2 separate regions of the Homo sapiens genome follow, and region 1 is linked to region 2. Evidence: read pairs that join two places in POLR2A ChIA-PET (ENCODE). Cell type or tissue: endothelial cell of umbilical vein. All regions are shown on one strand. Links, peaks and the distances in the headings refer to the core of each region. The heading gives the core; the rest is flanking DNA.

The links. Peaks named below come from ENCODE experiments on the same cell type or tissue, not always from the same donor. Only the 100,000 strongest peaks of a DNase experiment are listed, where the experiment ranks them.
Region 1: POLR2A ChIA-PET joins it to region 2 with 5 read pairs; 2 of 35 experiments call an interaction of 5 or more read pairs at or near these places.

The regions. Positions count from the first base shown.
Region 1 is chr11:26,232,491-26,237,902 of GRCh38, forward strand. It overlaps a transcript of ANO3 not described here. Among named protein-coding and RNA genes, the nearest start is that of ANO3-AS1, 53 kb to the right of the region's middle. In endothelial cell of umbilical vein, for the core only: no CTCF peak of the experiment used is centred there; a DNase peak (open chromatin) is centred at 2,161; H3K27ac peaks cover 764 bases.
Region 2 is chr11:24,572,219-24,577,630 of GRCh38, forward strand. All of the region lies in intron 1 of LUZP2 (leucine zipper protein 2), which reads left to right. Among named protein-coding and RNA genes, the nearest start is that of LUZP2, 78 kb to the left of the region's middle. In endothelial cell of umbilical vein, for the core only: no CTCF peak of the experiment used is centred there; a DNase peak (open chromatin) is centred at 3,293; H3K27ac peaks cover 1,721 bases.

The sequences.
Region 1 (5,412 bases), core at 164-5,163, 1.7 Mb after region 2:
CTTGCTTAAAGCAGTTTAATGGACAAAAGCAAGCAATAGGGAAAGGATTCCCTATTTAATAAATGATGCAGGGAAAACTGGCTATCCATATGCCAAATCTGAAACTGGAACCCTACCTTACACCTTATACAAAAATTAACTCAAGATGGATTAAAGACTTAAATGTAAAACCCAAAACCATAAAAACCCTAGAAGAAAACCTAGGCAATACCATTCAGGACATAGGCATGGGCAAAGACTTCATGACTAAAACACCAAAAGCAATTGCAACAAAAGCCAACATTGACAAATGGGATCTAATCAAACTAAAGAGCTTCTGCACAGCAAAAGAAACTATCATCAGAGTGAACAGACAACCTACAGAATAGGAGAAAATGTTTGCAAACTACCCATCTGACAAAGGGCTAATAGCCATAATCTACAAGGAACTTAAATAAATTTACCAGGCCGGGCACAGTGGCTCAAGCCTGTAATCCCAGCACTTTGGGAGGCCGAGGCAGGCGGATCACGAGGTCAGGAGATCGAGACATCCTGGCTAACACGGTGAAACCCCGTCTCTACTAAAAATACAAAAAAATTAGCCAGGCCTGGTGGCGGGCGCCTGTAGTCCCAGCTACTCGGGAGGCTGAGGCAGGAGAATGGCGTGAACCCAGGAGGCAGAGCTTGCAGTGAGCCGAGATTGCGCCACTGCACTCCAGCCTGGGCAACAGAGCAAGACTCCGTCTCAAAAAAAAAAAAAGAAAAGAAAAGAAATTTACTAGAAAAAAACAGCCCCATCAAAAAGTGGGCAAAGGATATGAACAGACACGTCTCAGAATAAGACATTTATGTGGCCAACAAACATGAAAAAAAGTTCATCATCACTGGTCATTAGAGAAATGCAAATCAAAACCACAGTGAGATACCATCTCATACCACTTAGGATGGCTATCTTTAAAAAGTCAGGAAATGACAGATGCTGGAAAGGATGTGGAGAAATAGAAATGCTTTTACACTGTTGATGTGAGTGTAAATTAGTTCAACCATTGTGGAAGACAGTGTGGTGGTTCCTCAAGGATCTAGAACCAGAAATACCATTTGACCCAGCAATCCCATTACTGGGTATATACCCAAAGGATTATAAATCTTTCTACTATAAAGACACATGCACACATATGTTTATTGAAGCACTATTTATAATAGAAAAGACTTGGAACCAACTCAAATGCCCATCAATGATAGACTGGATAAAGAAAATGTGGCACATGTACACCAAGGAATACTATGCAGCCATAAGAAAGAATGAGTTCATGTCCTTTGCAGGGACATGGATGAAGCTGGAAGCCATCTTTCTCAGCAAATTAACACAAGAACAGAAAACCAAACACTGCATGTTCTCACTCATAAGTGGGAGTCAAACAACGAGAACACATGGACACAGGGAGGGGAACATTACACGCAAGGGCCTGTCAGTAGGTAGGGGGCAAGGGGAGGGAGAGCATTAGGACAAATGCCTAATGTATGCGGGGGGCTGAAAACCTAGATGACAGGTTGATAGGTGCAGCAAACCACCATTGCATCTGTATACCTATGTAACAAGCCTGCACGTTCTGCACATGTATCCCAGAACTTAAAATAAAAAACAAAACAAAACAGTATAACGTTTGTTTTGGTCTTTACAGGTACAAGTTCTGAGAAATAAAAAGTTTGTTAATAGTTTGGTAACCATTGCGTTTTCCTTCAGAGATGAATGCTTACCTCCTACTTTAGGATATATTATGGTTATTATTGCATGTTTGTTTTTTCATATTCTTAAACTATTACAAAGATTTAGTGTCGTATGTGGTACCCATATTGCTTTTATTAAATACTTAGATATGCCATATATTTTATTTTATGTTTTTCACTCAGTCTGAACATTTAGGCACAAATTGCGACTTAGACAATTACCTTGATATGGTGACAGCCTCCAAATACACTAGCAAGGCCACTAACCAAGAGCTAATGGAAAAGAAAATCTTAGAGACCAAATTAAGATGCTCGATTTACATCATTTTAAAAACCAATTTAAATACACAGCCAGAATTAATGCACAAGAGAAGGTACAGACTAAAATAGTGAGTATACATGTATTCAACTTATATTGTCAATAGCCAACATGACTCACAGGTGATTCATGATGTATGACCTATACTCACCATATCCTTTGAGTTTCCCCTATGTCTTAGAAGGTATTGAAGTAAATAGCCCACATTATGCCCCTTTGTTCCTTATATTAATCTGGGTTCTTCAGAGAATCAGAGCCAATAGGATATACATAGAGTGAGATTTATTATAAGGAATTGGCTTACATGCTTATGGAGTCTGCCTTCTGTGAGCTGGAGAAACAGAAAAGCTGGCAGTATAAATTCCAGTCCAAATCCTAAGGCCTGAGGGCCAGAAGTGCCAACGGTGTTAAGTACCAGTGCAAGGACAAGAGAAGGCTGATTGATGTCTCAGCTCAAGCAGTTAGACAGAGAGAGAGAGAAAAGAAAGAGAGAGAGAGAGAGAGAGAGATGAGGGGAGAGCGAGAGTGAAATTAAACCTTCCTATTAGATTTTGTTCTGTTGGGGCCAGCAATGGATTTCTAGATGCCACCCATATTGTGGAGGTCCATATACTTTACTCAGTCCACCAATTCAAATTCTAACCTTTTCTGGAAATGCCCTCACAGATAAATCCAGTAATAATGTTTAACCAGGTATCTGAGTATCCCATGGCCCAGTCAAGTCTATGACTAAACTAACAATTATATTCCCATATACAAGACTGCATATACTTTTTAAAAGATATTATTCTGTATAACCATGGTACAATAATAAAAATCAGCAAGTTACTATTGATACAATTCCATTATTAAATGTGTGTGTATGTGTGTGTGTTTCTCTCTTTCCAAAACTGATACTTCCAGTTTCAAATACCACAAGATTAAATCCAACCTAATGGTCTTTCTGACATTGAGAAATTTCATTCTCATTATCCATAATGTATTTATATGTTTACTTATTTACTGAATGTGTTAACACATATTACTGTGAAAAAAATAAGAGAAGAAAGCCTATTAGCTAAAGTTTAACAATGTATACTTTTTTTTTTTTTTTTTGGTCTTTAGGAGTATTAGTGAATCTAAAGGTTCAACAGTTTCTTACATTAATTATATATGTTTATTTTGTTCTGCTTATTTTTCACCATCATTGTGATTACATTATTCATATGATATACAGTAGGCTCTATTGTTTCTATTTTAGACCATTTTGTGTCGTCCCCCCACAACTACCACTCCTATTGATTCTATGTAATCATTTGTCTACAAATGTGAAACACTACCATAATTATATAAACGAAGTATATACTCAGAGAAGTATCACTCCTCTCCCTCCATTCTATAGTTTTCCCCTTGATCTCACACATCTCTTGAAAGTAGCCAATCTCAATATTATGTAGTTAATACTTCTTATGTTTCTTTTTGCACAAATGAGCAAAAATATGTGTATATTCTTATTTTCCTTCCTGAGTTTGATATAGATAGCAAACCCTAGATTATTTTCTACATACCAGTATACTGACTGTAGAACTCCCATTCTGTTTTTACAGGTCCACATTATCCCATTCTAAATGTGCATCATAGTTTATTAAACCAGCTTTCTATATATGAACATTCAAGTTGCTTTCAAAATTTCATATCTATAAAAATAATTTAATAAATAAACTTATACATGTACACTTTACTATTGTTAGAGATAAATTCCTAGAACTGAAGTTGTTGGATCAAAATGAAAATATTAATACATAGATAGTTTTGCTGGCTATTGCCAAATTTCTCTCAAAAAAGATTATACCAATTGATATTCTCATCAATATATTATACTATACTTCAAGCAATCTCTTAAAAGTGTTTTGTTTGCTTTTTTGGCCTCCAAACAGTTTGAAATAAAAGAATAAAAATATTTTTAAAAGAAATATATGTGTATTCCTCATATCCTGTGAGATTTGATGGTATGAAATATTAACTCAAGAATCTAAAAATCGGCCGGGGGCCGCGGCTCATGCCTGTAATCCCAGCACTTTGGGAGGCCAAGGTGGGCGGATCACGAGGTCAGGAGACCAAGACCATCCTGGCTAACACAGTGAAACCCTGTCTCTACTAAAAATACAAAAAATTAGCCGGGCATGGTGGCGGGCGCCTGTAGTCCCAGCTACTCGGGAGGCTGAGGCAGGAGAATGGCGTGAACCTGGGAGGCAGAGCTTGCAGTGAGCCCAGATCGCGCCACTGCACTCCAGCCTGGGCGACAGAGTGAGACTCCGTCTCAAAAAAAAAAAAAAAAAAAAGAATCTAAAAATCCCCAAACATTGAGGAAATATATTTATTTAGCTATCTATACCACATTATAAATGGGGATATATACAGTTATAAAAGATTTTTTTTAATTTTGGGAAAATATATATTTGCGTTCAAAACCCAGTTATCTGTAAGTTTCAACTATTGAAGACTATCCTTTAGTGACTCCTCTGCCCCTCCTTCTCCTACAATTCCAAGTAAGAGTAAAGCAGTTAATATTAAGATTGTGATTCCGGCAAAACTGTGTGTGAATTACACAATTCCAACTCCCGGAGTATTGTCAATGTTCTTATCATCTCTAAAATCGAGATTTTTCAATCTATAGAATTGATTCTAACTCTATTTAATTTGCTGTACACTGTTAGGATTAAATAGAGTAACCTACTAAATTTTTACAACCTACAAAATCTTTTGTAACCTGCAAAATTTTTACATCTGAAATAAGGTAAGCTTCAAATAGTTATTTTTTCCACAAAGCATTTTGGTAATTGAGATTTGATTACATTTCTATTTTTAAAAGTTTTGCTTTCCTTTTTTAAATCAATGAATACCATAAAAATTTATTTATTATATTATTTTAATTGCACTTACTTTTTTGTCAAAAATATATTTCCTATTGCAACATATTTTATGTAATTTCACTTCAATATTTACAAATAAAATACAACTGACAGTCATCATAACACATAAATCTTAAAAATTATCATTTTAAAAAATGATTCTAAAATGTATCTGAAGATTTTGTTCTTCTAAATAAGCATTAGCCATAGAAAAATAACAAAATGATGTTATTCTCTGATCTTATAATGGAAGTGAAGAACATTATTCCTTGACTCTTTCAGGGTAGGTAAAAATTTCTAAAGTAGTCTTTTTTTGTAAACTAAAAATACTTAATAGTAGAAAAGTTATATATGCCAAATTGTATGTATCAAAATTTAGGTACCAGTCCCTATTTCTAACAAGTATTCTATAATTTATAATTTTGCATATCACAAGAGTTTTTAATCTTTACATAGACATTCTGCTATGCCTAAATGAAAGTGTTTATGACTGTC
Region 2 (5,412 bases), core at 174-5,173:
TATTTCAGTTTTTAGAACACTGTAAAAATTTATTTTATCCTTATTAATTTATTTAAGATATAATCTACAGACTCAATTTGTTAGTTTAGACTTTACCAACCTTCTTACTATTTCAATCATATTATATAAGCCGTGATAGTAATACAGGTCTCAAGCAATTCAGTTTATATACTTTTTTTTTGAACACAGAAGACATTTTACTCCAAAGACTCATTAGAGTTTGTTTTTGCCATGTCTAATTATGGAGTTCATTATTCTTTGTGTAAATATAGTACTACTCAAAGTAGAATGGAAAGGGAGAATTCTATTTCTAATGTGACAATGCACAAACCATGGACAGCCAATTTTCTTTTCACAGTTTATCACCACATATGTAAAACTACTCTGTGCAAGGATAGTGGCATACAAAAGCTGGAAACAAAACTGAGGGGTGAAGCCTGGAGACTGTGAGACAGCTTGATGTCTCTCTGCATCAGGGATTTTGGATTATAATATCCTCAGTGCCTAATCATTCGTAATTTAGACTGGGTAGTTCTTAAAAAGGTCTAATTGCTCATCCGCACAATAATTTTACTTTATCTAAAGACGAAATATTCTGTTTTCTGAAACTTGTACTGTGCAGAAAATTTTATTTTATTTTTCTGAGTAAAGAAGAAAAATCTGTTTTTTCATTCTGGATTCTGAGCGATTCAGTCCCAGAGATGCAACTGATCTTGAGAAATTCAAGCTTAGATATCACGTACAATTTTTATAAGTAGTTAATTCCAAATGAAAGGCTGTAATATTCTTTATTTGACTTCCAGCTGATATGTAAGCAGAAAACAGCATGAGACCATGATAGGTGGGTAAAAAATAAACAGATAAATGAAGGAAATTATTGTAAATAAAAGAGAAATTGTTTTTTCAAGCATGGTATTTAAAGCAGGAAGATACCAGAGTAACAAGCATTGGTATGTAGGAATAAAAGAGCATTCAAATCAACACCTCATATTTTGTAAATGCTCATTCTTTCACACTCCTCCAGCACCTAAGAGTCTCAAGTATGCTTCTTCGTGGTTCTTACAAGGATTGCAAAGCCAGTATATTAACTCAGAGCTTGTACATCACTGTCACCTGGATTTTCATTCCAGCTTTGCAAATTACTAGCTCTTTGCCCATTTCTAAACTTTTATTTAAAGTTTTAAAATGTCAATAATAATCAGGGCTTCCCAAAGTTTTCATGAGGATTACCTTTTAAAAAATGCATTTAAAGCACTTACTATAGAAAGAATACTGCAAATGGGTCCTCAGCAGCTATTATTATTATCTGGCAGTTGCATATTATTATACTAATAGGAATTCTAGGTTTCCTCCATATTTAGAGTAGTTAAATTCTGGTACTTTACATACTCAGTGCCCCATTAGCGTGCTCTGTTAGGATTAGGAATTTGAAAGTGTTGAGAATTTTCATTAAATAATTCAGCATAAAATAAAAGACACATGGTATAAACCATCTAAGACAAAATAATTTTTGCTTCCTTATGAATATTCCCAAGGATACATATTCACCAGGCCTAGAAACTTTAAAAAGCACACAGATTACCTGTTTCAGTCTTTTATTACACAAGAGAATCTTTTTTAAAAATGTAACTGAATTCTTGTTTTATTTTTTTTATTTTTTTAATTTTATTATTATTATACTTTAAGTTTTAGGGTACATGTGCACAACATGCAGGTTTGTTACATATGTATACATGTGCCATGTTGGTGTGCTGCACCCATTAACTCATCATTTAGCATTAGGTATATCTCCTAATGCTGTGTTTTAATTTGTGCTTGAGGTCTTTTATTTTTCTTTCCTTCTCTCTTTCGCTTCTCTCTCCTTTCTTTCCTTCCTCCCTCCTTTGTTTAATCCCTTCCTTCTTCCTTTCCTTTCTCTTTCTTTCCTTCCTTCTTCCTTCTTTCAATTTTCTTTCTTTCTTTCTTTTCTTTCTTTCTTTCTCTTTCTTCCTTCCTTTCTTTCTTTCTTTCTTTCTTTCTTTCTTTCTTTCTTTCTTTCTTTCTTGCTTTCTTTCTTTCTTTCTTTCTTTCCTTTCTTTCTTTCTTTTTCTTTTCCCTCCCTCCCTCCCTCCCTCCCTTGCTTCCTTCCTTTCCTCCCTCCCTCCCTCCTTCCTTCCTTCTTTTCTTCTTTCTTTCATCTCTCTCTCTCTCTCTGGTGTGTATGTATTTGTGTGTTAGTTAGTATATTTGTGTGAGTATGTATGTGACTTAGAAACTAAACAAACACTTTGCTATCCAGGAAAATCAATAATGCTAATAATGCAAAGAAAAATTGCACTGTTCAAGTTTAACATGCAAGGGAGACTTTATTTAAAACTACTACAATAGAGGAGAGATTGAACTGAACTCCCTCTAAAACAAAAGACAGGCATTTCTTGAGCACTGGGGTGAGTAAGTGAAAAAGTACTGGAGAATGTTAGCAGGGAGATTGGTCAATGTAGTTGGATAATATGTGTTTGTTAAAGTTATCCTATCCTCTCACAGAGACTGGGAGTTGGGGATTTTGTCTTTCTTGATCACTGCATTTCAAAACGATGGCTTCCAAATTATTTGGTAAAGACTTTGCTGAGTTGTAACATTGACTAGATACTGATAGAAAATTTATATCTTAAAAGGGAAGAGAAATAATTTAAAATTGCAAGTTTGTAAAGTAATCCTCTTAAGGGGAGATTAAGTGAATATAGTCAGAAAGAAACTGATGTAATGTTTAGTCAATTTGAGGGGAGAGTTGAGGTTGTCTTGGTCACTGCTTATAGATTACTCTTTGCAAAGTAAAACAACTTGAAACATTTCTGTCATTTCCTCATAAACTTTTCTTTCCATTATTCTCTCTTACCTTTTTAAGCTTCGACCATTTCAAATTTCAAGTCATTTTAAAATTCAGTTGACCAAATAGGAAACAAGATTTTATTAAAGGATGGCTATATTTAAAAAGAAAGAAAGAAAAAGGACAGAAGAAAAGAAGGAAGAGTAAATTTTCAGGGTGTTTTCTTAGTCCTTTCTAATTCTGCTTTTCTTATTGTCCATGAAGACTCTATGTGTTTCCTTCTTGATATCTTTGGTCAGTTATTGTTTCTTTTCCTATATTTGCCTGGTTGCTTCCCATGTTAGAGAACATTATTTGATCTGCATATTTTAGGTGAAATTATCTGGCATTTATAACAATAAGCTCACTTAATGTGACATCATTGCCATATTTCACTGGCTTGGTCTTGATGTATTTATTCATGCTATCAGCATAGATTTAGAATGATTCATGATTCCTATGATTCATGATTCCTGTGATATATTCTGCCAAATATTAGCAATTGCTATGTGTTTTTTTCTTTTTCAAACACTATTTTAAGCACTTTGGCTTGATAATCTATTTAATCCCTGAAGTCTTCAATGAAGCACATTCTGTTATTACTCATACACATGAGAAAATGAGACACTGAGATAAAAACATCACGTAGTTTTTTAATATGAGAGGCTGCATTCCAGATCAGGTTTCTTTTAACCATATTCCATGCTTCTAATCACGATACAACAACCACATCTTTGCTTACCAGCATTTTTGCCTTTCTCTCTTCTCTGCAATGCTGCATCCCTTTTTATTTCCTTCTATTTTCCTCCATTTTTTTCTCTGTAATGTTTTTCTCTTTCCCTGTAATACTCTAGAAGTTGGAGATTTAAAGTTCATTTGGACAGATAGCCTGCATTCAAATAATTGAAAATCTTCATCTTTATTTTAGCACAATGTCATATATGTTATTTGTTACATATGTATGTAACAAATTGAATCAATGAATGAAGTAAAGGAACCTATACTCCTATACTTTACCTAAAAGGGGTTTAATTCCTCTATTACATTTTTCTAATTTAAAAAATGGACACCTGGCATGGTGGCTCATGCCTGTAATCCCAGCACTTTGGGATGCAGAGGCAGGTGGATCACGAGGTCAGGAGTTCGAGAGCAGCCTGGCCAACATGGTGAAAACCCATCTCTACTAAAGATACAAAAAAATTAGCCAGGCATGATGGCATGTGCCTGTAACCCCAGCTATTCAGGAGGCTGAGGCAGGAGAATCACTTGAACCCAGGAGGTGAAGGTTGCAGTGAACCGAGATCATGCCATTGCACTCCAGCCTGGGCAACAGGGCGAGACTCCATCTCAAAAAAAAAAAAAAAAAAAAAAGGAAAAAATACTAACTTATCAAGCCATATTTGACACAGGTCAATTTTTTTCTATAATCTAAAAGGTTTACTTGATATTACAAAAGTTAACTTATATAGTTAGGAGAGGTAGGGAATGAGTAATCAACAAATTTGAGATTTTCTAAAGATTTGTTAAAGAAAAAACACGCGTACAGACAGTGCCGAATTGCCAATGCCAAACATTCTATTTTTGGAGGTAATTGACAAAGTGAAAATTAAAAAGTAGTTGTCCAAACAGACCAAGGATAGTAATTTTCTTTTATAATGAATTGTAGATAATTTTTAGAGTGTATATATAAAAATAGAGGAATGGGTAGAACAGTTGATATCAAAGGAAAAAGTGGTAAATGCACTTAACCACCAAATTACTTGTTATATATATGAAATTGTTTGACATATTAGATATGAGTATTGCAATCAACTTATTTTTAACTTCCATGGCTACTTATAAATATAATTGAAATAAATATAGTAATTTTTTAAAAGAATCGTATGTTCAATCAGAAGAAATTGATGGGACTGGTTAAAGAAAAACACCCTATAAGCAATGAATAGATGCTTTATCTTTTCACAGAACATTTAAGCATCCATGCTTTTGCTATTTATTTGCTTAAGTCATTTTTACTTAAATTTGCCTCTTGAAATCATTAACAATTTTACTATGGTGAATAGTATAATTAATTGTTTATCTGAAAAAAAAATCAGCTGGTGCCTAAAATGATAACACTTCTGCTCTTTTTCAGAGTTTTATACAAATTAAAGTGTTATTCATTTGTAAGTACGAATTCTTATATTACTCATATTTTTTTAAAATTATGACTTCATGAAAACTGTAGTATACCTTATTTAAAGGCAAACATTATTTTATATATTTTAAAATGAACAGATATGTTAATTTGGGGTTTTTCAAGGCTGCGGAATCAGACCAATTTCTAGAAAAAACAGTCCTTTCAAGCAAATGCATTCTGTGTTACTCCCAATATGCTAGAGGCATAACATGCCTTGTAAATTCTGTATTTCATGATTAGTTGTATTACTAGAGTTAGAAATAGAAGAAACATGCAACAATACAGGATTAAGGCTATCTTTGAATTAAATTATCAAGTATCTGAATGTTTACTTTGTTCTGTCAGATGTAAAATAAAAAGAGGAAAAAGAAAGAAAAAAAAGACCCTC